Regions from separate parts of the Mus musculus genome. Here region 2 is linked to region 1. Evidence: chromatin loops called from intact Hi-C (ENCODE). Cell type or tissue: left cerebral cortex. All regions are shown on one strand.

Region 1 (8,000 bases):
CAGTCTCTGTCTTTCTGTTTCAAAACCTAAGCAAACCTTTTTTAAACAGGGTCTATATTTAAAAGCCAGGTTCTCATTAGGTTTTGTATAGTGCTTTCAGCCAAATAATCCTTACAAACTGTCTAAGAAGAAAATATATAGAGCCATCAAACAAAATCCATATATTTGAGTCTCATTCAAGTTTGTTTTCCTGAAACAGAACATGAACAAAGGCAAAAGAAAGGTCTGTTTTTTCTAGGACTCAGTAAGTATTTAATGAGGTTTAGTTTCAGGTTTAAGTAGCTGTTGAAAAGAAGTAAAGAAGAAATCTGTAAAATTAATGCCACAAAGTGAGAGAATATCTCTTCCCTAGCCACTGAAGATAATTAACTAAAAGAATCTGTAGGCTATCTTAGAGACAAGCTGTGGCTCTTTAGAGTCTAGCCAGAGGCAGGAACCCACATGCTGGGCAAAGAAATGTCACAGAAGGTTCTGACCAAAGAAATAATTTTATTGATATTTTACTTTTACCTACAAGAGAAAAGCTTAGTTAAGTCAGATGTTCTATCTTTATTCATATTTGTTTTCTATGGATGTGAGTGTATCAGTTTATCTGTATGTATGTGTGTGTGAGAGAGAGGGAGAGGGAGGGGGGAAAGGGAGAGGGAGAAAGTGAGGGAGAGAGGGGGAAAAGGGAGAGGGAGAGGGAGAGAGAGAGGGAGCAGGAGAAGGAGAGAGGGAGAGGGAGAGGAGTTTGAAGATATTCTAAGCTTTATGTGTTTTGGTTTATTTGTTAAGCAGTAGTTGAGCAAGTTAGAGATTTAGAGATTGACAAATATATTTAAGACACTATTTATGACTATTTCACCTATTAAAAACCATTTAAACTCTTAGATTGACTAAATAAAACTAAAAACTAAACCATGCAGTGCAGGAATGACCTAAGTGTAAACCTTAAAAGATTCTGCTAAACTTCATGCCTTCCATTTCAAAGATCATTTCAGGTTCTTGAGGCCTTAGGAAAGTAGTTGTCAAGTAGTCACCTGATGACAAACGTGAAGATAGATAGCTACAAGATGAGACACTGAAAATGTCACCAAATAAAGCCTTCCAGTAAGACAGCACTAAGCACTTTGGCCTACAGAGAAAGCCTTCACAGGAGCTAGACAAAAACTGCTCCCTTGAGCTCATTGATGAAAGACTAAGACTAAAAATCTCAGTAGTATTAATGGCAACAGATGTTCTTTTGTGAAGAACAAGTTTCTAAGTTGTGGCCTTGTATCAAGCACGCACAACTTCTCTTTGGAAGTACACAGAAGGGATGCAAACGACAGGATACCTCTACCCATTCTTTGTGTTCAGTCAACAGAATCATTATACATTTGCATAATTGTTTGAAGTTTTTAAAGACAAGACAGTTGTGTCTTTGTGACAGATACTGGCTATATTTTAACTTATCAAGAGTGCATGTAACTGATGAAGAAGTAAATCAATTTGGGCAGTAAAAAAAATTATGAAACAGTCGTTACAGAAACAAACATCACAGACATGTCTTTATAGGTTTTGAACTGGATTTAAATACACACAAGTACATATTATGAAATTGTGCTGTTCCTAGAGATATGCAGGAGCAAGCAATTAATAACATGAATAGTTCAGTTCCCCTCATCTAGGTTGGGAGGTAAACAACTGGTTTCTAGCCCCTACAAACCTCTATAATCACAGGTAAGTAAGGATACAGAAACACTCAGAAATACATGTAGTCAAAAATAAAATAAACCTTACCAAAATATGCTACAAGTATATATACATATCTTGTATATATCTATCTAAGTAAGTAAATCAGTGACAGATGTGAAAAGGAGGCAATACTATGTTATTTGGCATAATTATAAAGCATAGTGCATCAGTCAAGCCCTAGTAATGAAGATCACTGTCAATAACTCCAAAGAATAGAATTTAAAAAAAAAAAAAGTATAAGACTTAAATTAGTCTCAGTACACTTTTTTTTCAACTGGAGGTGATTAAAGTCTAAAATACTCAAGATTAAAAAACACTCCTCCATTGTTGGTGGGATTGCAAGCTGGTACAAGCACTCTGGAAATCAGTTTGGAGGTTCCTCAGAAAATTGGACATAGTGTTACCTGAGGACCAAGCTATACCACTCCTGTGCATATACTCAGAATATGCCCCGACACATAACAAAAACACATGCTTCACTACATTCACAGTAGCCTTATTATAATAGCCAGAAGCTGGAAAGTACCCAGATGTCCCTCAACAGAAGAATGGATATAGAAAATGAGTTACATTTACACAATGGCATACTACTCAGCTATTAAAAACAATGAATTTATGAAGTTCTTAGGCAAATGGATGGAACTAGAAAATATTATCCTAAGTGAGGTACACACATCGCAGAAGAACACTCATGGTATGTACTCATTGATACGTGGATATTAGCTCAAAAGCTCAGAATACCCAAGATATAATTCACAGAGCACATGAAACTCAAGAAGAAGGAAGACCAAAGTGTGGGTGCTTTGGTCCTTCTTAGAAGGGGAACATAATGTTCATGGGAGCAAATACAGAGAAAAAGTGTGGAGCAGAGACTGAAGGAAAGGCCATCCAGAGACTTCCCCACCTGGATATCCATCCCATATACAGTCACCAAACGCAGACATTATTGTGAATGCTAAGAAGGAGCTCTTGACTCTAGCTGCATAGGTATCAAAAGATGGCCTTGTAGGCCATCACTGGAAAGAGAGGCCCATTGGACTTGCAAACTTTATATGCCCCAGTACAGGGGAACGCTAGGGCCAAAAAGGGGGATTGGGTAGGTAGGGGAGTTGGGGGGTGGGTATGGGGGATTTTTGGGATAGCATTGGAAATGTAAATGAGGAAAATACCTAATTAAAAGAAGAAGAAGAAGAAGAAGAAGAAGAAGAAGAAGAAGAAGAAGAAGAAGAAGAAGAAGAAGAAGAAGAAGAAGAAGAAGAAGAAGAAGAAGAAGAAGAAGAAGAAGAAGAAGAAGAAGAAGAAGTGGTGCATGCTCTCAGGAACCTGTTATAGCTGTCTCCAGAGAGGCTCTGCCTGAGCCTGTCAAATACAGAGGCGAATGCTTGCATCCAACCATTGGACTGAGCTTGGGATCCCCAATGGAGAAGTTAGAGAAAGGACTGAAGGAGGTGAAGAGATTCGCAGCCCATAGGAGGAACAACAATATCAACCAACCAGACCTCCCAGAGCTCCCAGGACTAAACCACCAACCAAGAAGTATACATGGAGGGACCCATGACTCCATCCACATGTGTAGCAGAGGATGGCCTTGCTGGGCATCAGTGGGAGAAGAGGCCCTTGTTCCTGAGAAGTCTCAATGCCCCAGTGTAGGGGAATGCAAGAGTGGGGATGCAGGAGTAGGTAGGATGGTTGAGGAACACCCTCATAGAAGCAGGGGGAGGGGGAAGGGATAGAGGGTTTCTGGAGGTGGGAAATGGGAAAGGAGATAACATTTGAAATGTAAATTAAGAAAATATCCAATAAAAAATTGAAGACCACTAAAGGTTAAGGGAAAAATAATTATAAATAATTGTGTTTGCATAAGTTATTTTTCTATCTTTATTGAATTTACTATAAATATTTTAGATGATTATAGGTTATGTAATTTCTCTTCAATGACAATTACTGAAAAATTTTCAAAATTTCTCCATGTAGTCTGCTTGATATATAGGTGTCATACAATTCTTCCTCATGATTTGTCAGTGTGTTAAAAATCACGTATTTATGCATGCTTAGTGGTATCTTTGGCATTTGTTTTGCAAGGGAGTACATTTGATCCTCAGTTACCAGTTAATGGGCTCAAGTCTAACTAGTAAATCAGGTTTATTAGGACAAAATTTCATCATGTTTGTCTTGAGATGCTGATCTCTCTTGGAACAAGTCTGTATCACGAGGTTCCTTACATATTTCCCTGAGGATTCGTTGTTGTCTCGATTCCTCTTTTTTAAATTTGACATTTTCATCTGAGAAATGCATGCCATTGATGCTCAGTGTTAGAACTTGGTTATAGTATAACTAATCCCTAAAATCACCACGGTTTAACACAATGTTCTCATGTGAAACCTTTGAAAGCTGTAGCTCTGCATCAACTCAGCTTTGCTTCTGCTTCCCATTCTCATCGGCTTGACACAGCTCTCATGATGACATCACTGCAGCATGGATTAGCACAGCCAGCGTTGGCCCTGGATGGGACACCTTTGCTTTGCATAAAGGGTTCCCTGATCTTAGTGTGCTGCTTTATTTTATTATGGTTTTCATTACTGCCTTTTTTTCCTTATTAATAAACCAAACTGAAAAACTGCTCAGTTCAACTCAAGAGAAGTTAGTGGTAATGTAAATGGTGTATTCCTGGATTTCACTAAAATGACTGCAGATTTTGTTTTCAAAAAGTTTTACATCATTCACAGGCATATAATTCTTTTAATTACTTCCACGAAAAGCCATATTGCTTCTTTTGTATATATTCCACACATTCTATAAAATGGAAATTGACAAAGTAATTTTGTCAAATGAAAAATAATTATATTATATAAACTTGTTAAGGGTGCAGCAATCATTTCACAGGCCTAATTAATGTATAAGACAAAATGTCCATAAAGGCAAAATAATTATATATATATATGTACACACACACACACATATATATATTCCATATATGTTCATATATATAATTCATATATATGTTAATTTTAAAGCTTGTATAGTATATACCTAGGCAAAATTCTGAATATTAATTGCATGTCACATATCCCCATATGTGCAAACATAAGGGGCGAGTGTGGGTTCTACAGTACACTTAGATTATGTACTTAGTCATACATTTTGACATTCTGTAATCATACTCTAAATATTCCAAATAAGTTTTTCCTCCAACATATGAAGTCCAAATCTTAATGTTGATAAGGATGAATTGGGACTTTTCAGGTTGATATATGTGCATGGTAGAGGCTCAGTAAAACCTGTGAAAGAAATGTAATCATCTACCTTTAGCAGTTCCATGTATTATTTTATAATTGTAACATTTTCTAATTTGAAAAACTGTAATTAATTTGTGAGACAATTGCAATATTAGGAAATAATTCATCAACCTTTAAGGTTCAAGTTTACAGACAGTAGTAGGTGATGCAATTATTAACACTACAATCAACACTATAGATTGATCCTTTATCACTGGAAATACTTTAATGGTTGGATAGTCTGGTTAAAAATCAACAAGAGACGAATTGGGGGGCTGGGGAGAGTGGAGAAACAGAAAATGAAAGTAGCTTCCAGTTTTCCCCAAGCCATAATTCAACTTTTCAAGAACACTGTTTAACTGTCAGGACTGAACAGCTTCAAATCCATCATCCGCCTTTCTATTCCACTTTCCAGCAGAATGGATTTTTTTTTTAAAGTGACAGATATCAGTGTTTCACAATTGATTTTGTGACCACATAAATAACACAGATTGCAGACACATTTTACATGGAATGCAATGGCAGATCTGTGAAGGTTACATGTACATATCTAGGAATCCTTTAGTCAATGTGTAACAAATATTATAAAGTATCTTTCACAAAACAGTAGTCAATTTATTTCATTCTATGTGATTTTACCAACCCCTACAAATAACTCAATTATTTTAATAATGTATCTACAGAAAAGGAAATAAAATTAACAGAATCCAAGGACAATTCTGGGAGCAGAGTTTGGATTTAAAAATACATGTTTATTCAGAATCTTCACCTGTGATATGAAGCTAGATTGTATTATTGGGCAAACTATTTGTGCATTAATAAAATCCTTTCATGTTACTCTATAACTATTATCAAGTGACTGCATTTGAGTTTCTCAATATCAGTGCCAGAAAAGCTATTCAAATAATTGACTTTTCTAACAAAACTTTCTGAAATCTCATATGCCAAAGATAGTAGAGAAATAGAAGTTTACTTTTCTGTCTCCAACATTATTATGATTTACACTACCTAATACTTCTAATTCTGTCCATACATTACATAAACAAAAACCAAATACGTTCAAATGAAAGGAGTGTTTGTAAGTACAACGACAAACATGAGTATACACAAGTGATATGAATTTCTAGTGCTTAAATCTCTATTAAGGGCCTTCTGAGCTATTCAAATAAATAGTATGAAATCACTGGGCACACACACTTTCAGACTACTGTTTCTTTGGTGAGGCCATTTTTTTCTGATTGCATAGATATTCTCTTCTTTGTGATTGCATAGATATTCTCTTCTTTGACCCTAGTTTACTCAAATCTACGATTCCTTTATGGTATTTATGTATTCCTATAAGAGAAAATTTCAAATGAAGCCAACATATATCCTTTTGTGTAGTTTACCCATTTAAAAAAAAAGAACTCAATGAACAAGTTCAAAGCAGACACTTCTGCATACTTCTGTGTATTTCAGATGAATTAATGAGTTTCAACAAAATTGTCGATTTCATAGATTTTCATGTACGTTACAAAGAATAATTTTTCTATCACCAGACATAGTGATTACATTACCCCTAAAATCATAGAGAACCTCTATAGTGTCCAGAAATTCCACCTGGACTAAACATCTGGAAGATAACGATCATTGATGTCCAGTTGAGTCAGAAGCAAAGAGAGACGCATAGAAAGTATAGGTAAATAACACAGGACCATCCTTTTACATTATTTTTTATTTTATTTTCGCAATAAACTTTTAACTTCATTTCACATTATTGATCTCAAGATGTTGCCTGTTTTAGTTGTTGTTGTTGTTTATATTTGATGTATTTGTATTACAATATTTATCCCTTTCTTTTCTGCCCTTCAAATCCTTCCATAAACTCTGACCTGTATGCCATGAAATTCATGAGCTCTTTTTATCAATTGTTAAGGCAAGCCTATGTGTATTTGTGTATACATATATGTTGGCTACAGTTTGAAATTAATTTTGTTCAGTATTAAGAAGGTGACTTAGTCTAAAATCTCAAATTAATCTAATATACTCAAGAGTAGTCAGAAGTAATCTAATATATAATGGATTAAAAGTTAAAGAATACAAAAATAAATGATGTCATAGAAATGTCAGTTATGCTGATACTATCAAATTGCTGTGTTTTGTGTATCTCTGGTGTTTCTAGTCCATAACTCTTTTAAGTTACTCTGCATTTTCCCCATACAGAACCCGCTGGAGTGGAGGCTCTAATTTATCAGTCATCCTGTGACACGTCTTGGCTTTACTCAGAAGCCTTTATGAGAATTGGAGTGTACATTACCATTCACTTTGTTTCAACTATTCCGTAAACCAAGTATTTCAGGGTAGCTCACTTTTGAGTGGTAAAAAATGAGGGGGAATTGTATCACAAAGTGTCCCGAGAGCCTTTGCTTTCTCTGCATGGTGGATATTCGTGGTTTTCAGATTTTATCCTGGAAGTAGAAGAGCCATACAAGGAGACTGCTGTAAGCAGAATAAGATTATAAGACAAAGAAAAAGAAAAAAGGCCCACTGTTAAAGGAACATTCTATATTTGTATATCACCAGCCAAAAGAGCTTTGAATATCATTATTACTTTGGGCATAGTTTGACCTTTATTATTTCATGTAGGCAAGTACATTACAAAATAATAAATTCACCCTTTATCTGCAAAAAGATAAAAGTAGTCAAGCCATAGAATTTCTGGCTTTCGCTAGCAAGATGGGTTATTTAACACAGGAGCTTTGTGTTTCTTTTTTGTTTTACTTGTTCATGTGTATATGTTCCTCAGAATGACTTGTGATTTTGATACAATATTTTGTGAAGTGTCTTTGCTAATAGCTTTTGCTTTGGATATCTTTCAAACCTTATACAGAAGAAAAGATTTTAGATTTTGCTTAATTTGGGAGATCGAGTAGGAGGCGGCAGATTATGATTGTCAATTACTCTTTCAGAGACAGAACATTTGTAATTAGATATGCAATTAACTTTGAATAACTGAACACTGAACTG
Region 2 (8,000 bases), 48 kb before region 1:
CTACAAAGGGACCAAACTTTCACTTCATCGGCCATTTGTTTCTAATGCAGGTCTGAGAGATGTTGAAGACAGGTGTGATAATAAATAGCGCTCCTCTGCCACTATTGCCATGTCTTATGACTAGATAGTAATTGTTATTTACATGACTACTTTTGATATAATAGCATCTTGTGTATTTTCTTTTGAGGAATCATCATATATTTAGTAACTCAAAAAATTAAGCACTCTAAATGTATTTGTTTCACATGTATTAAGAAACATGTCTGTAAACACAGAAATAAAGTTTTAGTGCCTAATAACTTTTCTTTAATTAAAAAAATGATGTTTTACATGAAAGATAGATCTTTTCTTTAACGTATAATGGATGCACATTTGGTAGAAAATGGAATGTTTTACCTTATATATTTATTAGCTCTGGATATTTAGGTTACTGGTTCATTTCAAAGACATTTCTTTTTATTGTGATGAAAACATTCAAAATGTTATAATATGTATTAATAAATTTTGTGCTATGACAGTTTAAGATATGTATAAAATTCTTTAATTGTTCTCTCCTGGCCAACTTTATTTCCTCTTGCCTGTGCTGTATCCCTTTCTGTTATAATTTTCTCTTTCAATATTTATGATACTAGTTCCTGTTTGAACTATGTGATTGGTTCTGAGTCGTTCACATGCTTGGAACACTGTTTTTACATATCCTTAAAAATAGAATAGAAAAAAGTAATCCTTATAAACTATTGACCTTATGGGATTCACCAGACAATCTGTTGTTCAATTTTAATATTCAAAGGCAAAGGAGATTAAAAACTTTTATTCTAGGCATTAGAAATATACTCAAATAGACTTCCATTATCATCACGTCAGTAATGTAAAAACAAAAAAAAAAAAAAACAAACAAAAAAAAAAAACAAAAAAGGAGATTGAAATATTCAATGCAGGGAGGAAGAAAACAATTGCTTATGATTCCAATGACTATCCACAATTTATATCACATGCACAAAATGTTGAATTTAAAGATAAAGGAGAGTACAACTTTTTTAATTTAAAGAAAATTAATACAAAGTTAGATATTTGTATGTTGAGGGTTTTTTTTTCTTCCCTTCATTTTGTCTAAATAATTTAAATAAAATACTGTCTGTCTATATTTTCCATGAAAGTTTAATACAGTAAACTGTGCATGCTTATTAAATAGGGAAGCAAATGACAGTACAGATATATATTTGAAATACTTAGCTGTGTTCTCCAAGAGATGGCCTGTAAACTGATGGCCTTCTGAAAACAGATTGCCTTTATCTTCAGTCATCTTTGGCATCCCAGCCCCGCCCATGTCTAGGAGATCATAGTGAGTGAAGCTCCTCCTCAGGCTTGACTGTCACTCAAGGCCTCTTGCTCACAGCGACAGCTGTTCAAGTCTATTGATGCACTATTGACATCCCATGGCCATCTGCTGGTGACAGAGAAAGTATCAATGATTTATCTTTTAAATGCCATTCACAATAAAAGTGTTTTCATTCAAATCAATCATTTTTTACGTTTAGAACATAAAGAGATCCCCTTGTTGAGAATACAAATTTTATACTAAGTTATATATCATTTTGTTTCAAGTGCCTGTAACTCCACAGGAGCAAAACAGAATATCATTTAAAAAAAAAAAGGCACCTGTGGTTACTTTGGATAAGATGAGATTTATCTCTGAATATCCAATGCATCAAGGAATAAATTAAAGTGAATTAAATAGTATATTTGCAAAATGGAGAGACAGAGACAGAAACAGACGCAGAGAGACAGAGACATGCCTTTCGCAAGGAAACTAACAATTTAACTTAAATATATATTGATTTTAGGCATTTCAATTTAAAATAACTCTGAACCTTGGGCTGTACAGATTTTTTTTTTGCCTTACCCAGCATTTTAAAATCAAATCTCGGGTGTTCTTCCTCTGTGCTTGCATATTTCATAGTGAAATAACATTATCCTGTCTCTAAAGAGTATACAGTACAAAGATTCCAGTTACTGAGTACACTTCCCTCTTTTTGATGGCAATGGAGAACTGACTTACTTCATAGATCTTAACACTATTTGTTTTTACTAAACAACAGTCTTGTCCAAGTTGGTGCCTCAGCCCTGCCAAACAGGAAGGAGTAATGTGAGGCCAACTTTCCACAGGAGATGTCAGAACGATGCCCAATTAACGAGTTGTAGAATGTGCCATATGCAGAAACATGCTACACTGGGGATGGATATGGACCCGAAGATTCAGGTGCTGCTCCAGAGTGGGCATCTAAAGACATGTGGGATGTGCATGAGGACTGAGTCAGGAATAACACAGTGTTAGCTTATACCACAAGGTCGACACAGCAATCTCTATTTTGGACATGCTGGTTTCAAGGTATCTCGGGGGAACAAAGATAAGATGCCTGAGGTTTGAAGGATTGTGTGTTGTGTATAGAAGCCAAATGGTAATGGTTTGACTCACAAAAGAGAGAACCATTGCACGTCTTAAGAGAATCTGACTAAGCAGAAATGAGTGAGCCCGCTAAAGAAGGGTCTGCCCTGCGCTCCTGGATTTGTTTTGTTGTGAAATTACACAGGAACAAAAACCAGGAGGAAGGGATAGGTTGTGTATGAACGTGAAAAGTGCATGCTTTTGAACACACAAAACCAGAATTGATAAGGGAAGAATTCAAAGGAACTCTAAAGTGATGGGAAACTTGGGGATAACTCAGGGATGATATGGTTGGTGATCATGAGCAGGTAGTTAAAATCAACTTCAAAATAAAGGAAAACAAAAGAGAATTTGTCTGACATTAATTCTCAAATTCATAGTAACAACAAACTAATGGATTGTGAGAATTTTGTTACATGTGGAATATAAACACACACACACACGTGCATGCACACACACACACTTGCGATTTCAAACAGAAATTTACCCTATTTTTAAATAAAGAATCTAACAAAGATAAAGAATAAAATAATAAAACAATAAATCTACTTTTAAAGATCTAGTCTCTAGATCTTACTCACTTGCAATGTATCACTTTGAAACTTACAAGGGTCTGCTTGATTTACTCGAAACTCCTTGTGGCCACTTTGGGCATCTGTCTTCTCCCAGGAGACCTGATTTAGCACTAGGGGTGTTGTGTGTCTCACTTTGCTTTTTTTTTCTCTCTTCAGGTTTTTTTATTAATAGCTTTGTAATTTCATATTTCTCTATGCCATCCTACAGGTCTAAATTATAATATCACTATGAATATTCTCTGTTCACTGAATAGTGAAATAAGGCTTGGAATTTGTCACATTTGCTTGTCTCTTCTTTCAAATGAATTTTAAAATTATTATGTCTTTATTTTAGTTTTCCCAAAAGTATGATAATGGCATTGCACATTAATTCAGATTAGTGTGAATATTTCTACACAGGCTTATAGGACATCTGACCAATCCCTTTATCAACACACACATTGTAATACAGTTCCAGACTTTAGTAATCACTTTATTACATCAGCTCAAGTTGCTTTAAGCATTCAAGTAGGAAATCAAGAATACAGTATCCTCTAGGTTCATGTTCCCTTCAAAAGAATGGATGTTATTTTTCTAATGGGTCAGAAATGTTCAACTGGTTGTACGGTATACACACACACACACATGTACACACACACAATCACACTATAATTTCTTTATCCATTCGTGCACTTGTTAAGAATATTGGTTGATTTTAAGTCCTCACTGATATGAATAATGCAGTAATACATATTAGCACTTTGTAACCTCTTTCTTGTTCTGATGATATTCACCCTGAAGATGTCCCATAAAATGGATATGTAATTTAAAGGGACACTCCACCCTACCCTGCATAAATCTCTACTACTTTAAACCACACTGTGCAAATTGCCTTTATTTCACATCGTTAGGTATTTATTTAATTTAAGCTGTCTTGATGCTGATTAAGACATACTAATATATAATACTAATTTGAGTGAGACAACTCATTGAACTTGACATTAACTTTTCTGGATGACTACTAATATCAAACAATTGCACATACTTGTATTCCATTTATATTTCAGTGTGGAGAGTCGATGTCTACCCATATGACTTACCCATCTTAAGTTATATATTTCATATGAAAGTTTTGAATTCTTCATCTAGTCTGAATGTTAATTTTTGCAGATGGAGAACTACAAAGTATCTCCCTTTCTGCACTTTTAAGTTTCCCTCGGTTGTACAGTTTTACTATGAGAGATAATCCTATTTGTATCTTTCAGTATTGTTTCTCAAATTTATGGAATATAATGGTGCTGATGACTGTTCTAGAGTTAAGTGTTCTGAAGCACTAATGTCAAAAGGAATTGTTATTTTCCTGTGGCAGAATAAATGCAGATATTACATTAAATGAAGTGTAATGAATAAATTGTTTGGAATTTCTGATGCCCAAGGAATTTCACTCAAATAAATTCAGTAATTATTGTATATGATTTCTAAATGTTTTTGTACATACGGAATCAATTACATATGGAATATTTTCAAATATTTTGGTTGATTTCAGTTCTTTGCTTTTAATGAATACTAGAGCTTATAAAGTCTGTGAAAAAGTATTTTGCAAGTTCTTCTTAGTAACAAAAAATTATGAAATCTTTAAAACACACTTTCACCCTTTATTAACTTGCTTCTCTCCACTTTCTACTTGAGATCTGAATAACAACACATATTTAATCATTCTTTAGTGTGATTTAGCTTTGCTGCTTCTGATCACATGACTCTGATCAGCAATAGAGGCAGCATTAATTGGAATTCAACTTATAGTAGGAGATGTATTCAGTTTTAAACCTGTAAGAACATTCTGTTGGGTACATCATTTTAAGCTTAAATATATTTTCACATGTTTTATCTTACAAGTAAAAAACATAACCAACTGGTTTCCAAGTGATAGGTTAACAGGTAACAGTGCTGATTACATGTGTACTTGAAAATTGGTTTCCCAGTACCCATAAAGTTGCTTCCAGATGCCTGAATCTTCAGTGACAGGATTCCCTACTCCCTCTTACAACTACAGTCATCACTTGTATGTACATGGTGCACATCAACACAGTCAAGATCATCCACATAAAATAAATAGATACATAATTTAAAAACAGCATCTTTGGAAAGGATTACCTTACTATGTTTCTGCAAAGAAATTGAGGTTCAAAGACTGGCTGTAGGGAGTCTGCACTCTATCAAATATTTTCTAAACAGTAAGGAAAGAAGTATTATACACAGAAGTAGTGCTAGTTACTCTCTTTCTCCTTACATTTGCTATCCTCACTGGCTCTGCCCCTCATCCCTATAGAGCGGAAGGTGTGTGAATTATTCTACTGCATCTCTTGACTCATCATATATCTTTTGTGTATATGTTAAAATCATTTGCATCTGAGCTCAGGGAAATAACCATGCTCCTTGAAGAATGCCAGATGCTGCTACGCAAATGAGTCACTGTAGTTTTCAGCAACTCTATTGTCAGTTCATTTTTCCCTTATCACCTTCTTTCTTTGGGCAAGTCTCTCAGTGGCTCACCTGTATCAAAGTCGAAACAATAGTGCCTATTTTTCAGGATTACTCTGAAAATGAAATGAGTACGTGTTATACAGTATGGTAGCATAATGTAAGTGCCATATGATTGTAAATTCTCACAATGCTGATGATGAGGATGGAGATGGGGAATAATGATGGAGCATTTTCACAGAAAGGTGAAGGGACTGAAAGAGCAAATCAAAGAATGAGGTGAAGTAGGAGTGTACTTTCCAACAACTTGCTTAGAGTCCACCTTACCTCATTTGATCGAATGACAATTTGAAGTCAGACTCTATCATCACTATGCCTTCTCTTTTTGGACTCTGATGCCAAAGTCAGGCACTAAGACTCACTATGACCGCACGACCTTATGCTGTTTATCAGTAACGAAGTAGAATAGCCATGAAGTTTGGAGATGAAATTACTGATGATGATGATGATGATGATAATGATAATAATAATAATAATAATAATAATAATAATAATACTTTTAAAGGATAATCTTGGACTTACTCTCCTTCTTCATCTTCTAAATTGCCAGCATGACTACTTGGCATCTTGATGGCCCTCTAATATGCTCCTAGGAACAAGAAATTATCAACAACTTGATAGCAGTGTTTTAATCCCTACAGGGTTATTAGTGAAAGTTCTGCTTTATTGGTGACATGCCTGGAGGCAGCACATAGTCTGAGTTGCAGCTGTCCCTCTAACTTCTGCTTCCGTGATCACAATTCCTCTTTCTTTTTCCTTCCATGTGTCTCTGGTGTGCTTCTTTTAGTAGGATACGTCTCATTTGAGTTGCATTTACTCATGGGAAACTCAAAAGACTTCATCTCCAGTTCTGAAACTCACTGCGCAAGCTAGAACCTCCCAGTTTACTTCGTAAGCCATGGTCAGGGAATGGAATTCTTATTGGGCGTTCACTCAGTCTCTTGAAAGTATTTGTAGGGTATGTGGAATTTATTTTTTTCAGAAGCAATTGAAACAGCTTTTCACCATACTCAATTTTGTAGTTACTGTATCTCCTTAATAATGGATACCAGGCAATTTTATTTGGATTTTCATTCAAACCATCACATTTCCTGCTCCTACCACTCACCATGTTTATATAACTTTGCAGTCTATGTAGCATAGGCTACATAGTTATAAACAGATCTGTGGTGTTTTCTGAAACAAAAATAAATATAGGACTTCCTTGTATTTTGGCACAAGCTTCCATTGAGTCTCTGGAAATTCCTGATACAAATTGGTTTAAAATGCCCCTATTAATTATTATTCTGTGACTAATATATAGAAAACTTTTAGCATAATAAACAAAAGTTTATCATGTTATATTTTTTCTTCGAGTTTAATGAAAAATATGGAATTAATACTAGAAAAATGTGGTTATTCTTGCACAAAAATAAGGTATAAAAATGTACCTCTATTTGCAGGTCTTAGAAGAGATATCATATGTTAAAATGCTCAATAAAGATACCTCAGTAATGTGCTTGCTTTGTTAAATATGCTTTCCTTTATCAGTTTTTAATTGCACATCCAGACATTTAAATGTAACTACTCTCTGTCTGTCATCTAAAACCCACAGTAGGATGAGTAGATGTTGCTAAGTAACATATGCATTGCCTCGCAGTAAACAATTTCATGGTTAGAACAGTTAGTACCTCCTCTTTTATTTTTCTTATGTTTGGTCCTGACAACGGACTTCCCCTAGCAACAATTTCACATAGTAAGGGTTTGATCATGTGGAGTGTAAAACTAAGCCTGACTGGATATAAAATGTTTTCCAATGTGGTACAGATCAGTCTTGTTGTCAGTGTCCTGAAGACTCAGCACAACACTGGTCTCGACCACATTTTCACTTACTGTAACAGTATCTGTGCCCTCACAGAAAGGTGCTTCTTCTGACAGTTTTTATAAAATTGAAATTCTGCTTTTGCAAGCTCTGAAAGAATGTGTGATGTTCATAAAAGCAGTTTTCTTATTCCATCTTCAAAGAGGTGACTGTTTTTTGAGTGACTGACAGAGAGCACAATTCTGCATCTTGTGGCAGAGACTGCCGACCTCATCATGGCCCATTTCCTTTCAAATTGTGCAAGGAAAAAAATGATAAAAAAAATATGAAGGAAATGTTTCAGAAACAATCTTTCATGTTTCTAACCACGTTACACAACACATGGAAAGGCTAATACTGTATTTTATCTCAGTTAGTGCAACTCAAAGCGGTGTTTTCAAAAGACATGAAAAAAGATTTAAATGCAGGTCTTGGTTTAATTTAGAACTGATTGCTCATTAATCTTTGGAATAGGTATCCAAGCTGTCTTCCAAATGAAGGGGAGGCTGTTGGCTGCTTACCCTAAACCCTACTGTGCTGTTTTCAATTTGTTTTTCCGTATGATATTTAGTCTTTCATTCACTGTTTAATACTAAACATTAATGGGGAAATATTGCTT

The links. Hi-C counts contacts between places; a loop is a spot of excess contacts. Peaks named below come from ENCODE experiments on the same cell type or tissue, not always from the same donor. Only the 100,000 strongest peaks of a DNase experiment are listed, where the experiment ranks them.
Region 2: a loop joins it to region 1, with 5 times the contacts of the local background. A loop is called at or near these places in 2 of 42 quality-filtered maps.

The regions. Positions count from the first base shown.
Region 1 is chr14:93,185,866-93,193,865 of GRCm38, reverse strand. All of the region lies in intron 4 of Pcdh9 (protocadherin 9), which reads left to right. Among named protein-coding and RNA genes, the nearest start is that of Gm23509, 52 kb to the right of the region's middle. In left cerebral cortex, no CTCF peak of the experiment used is centred here; a DNase peak (open chromatin) is centred at 4,147.
Region 2 is chr14:93,233,865-93,241,864 of GRCm38, reverse strand. The region is part of intron 4 of Pcdh9 (protocadherin 9); the gene reads left to right. Among named protein-coding and RNA genes, the nearest start is that of Gm23509, 100 kb to the right of the region's middle. In left cerebral cortex, a CTCF peak has its summit at 3,062; a DNase peak (open chromatin) is centred at 5,420.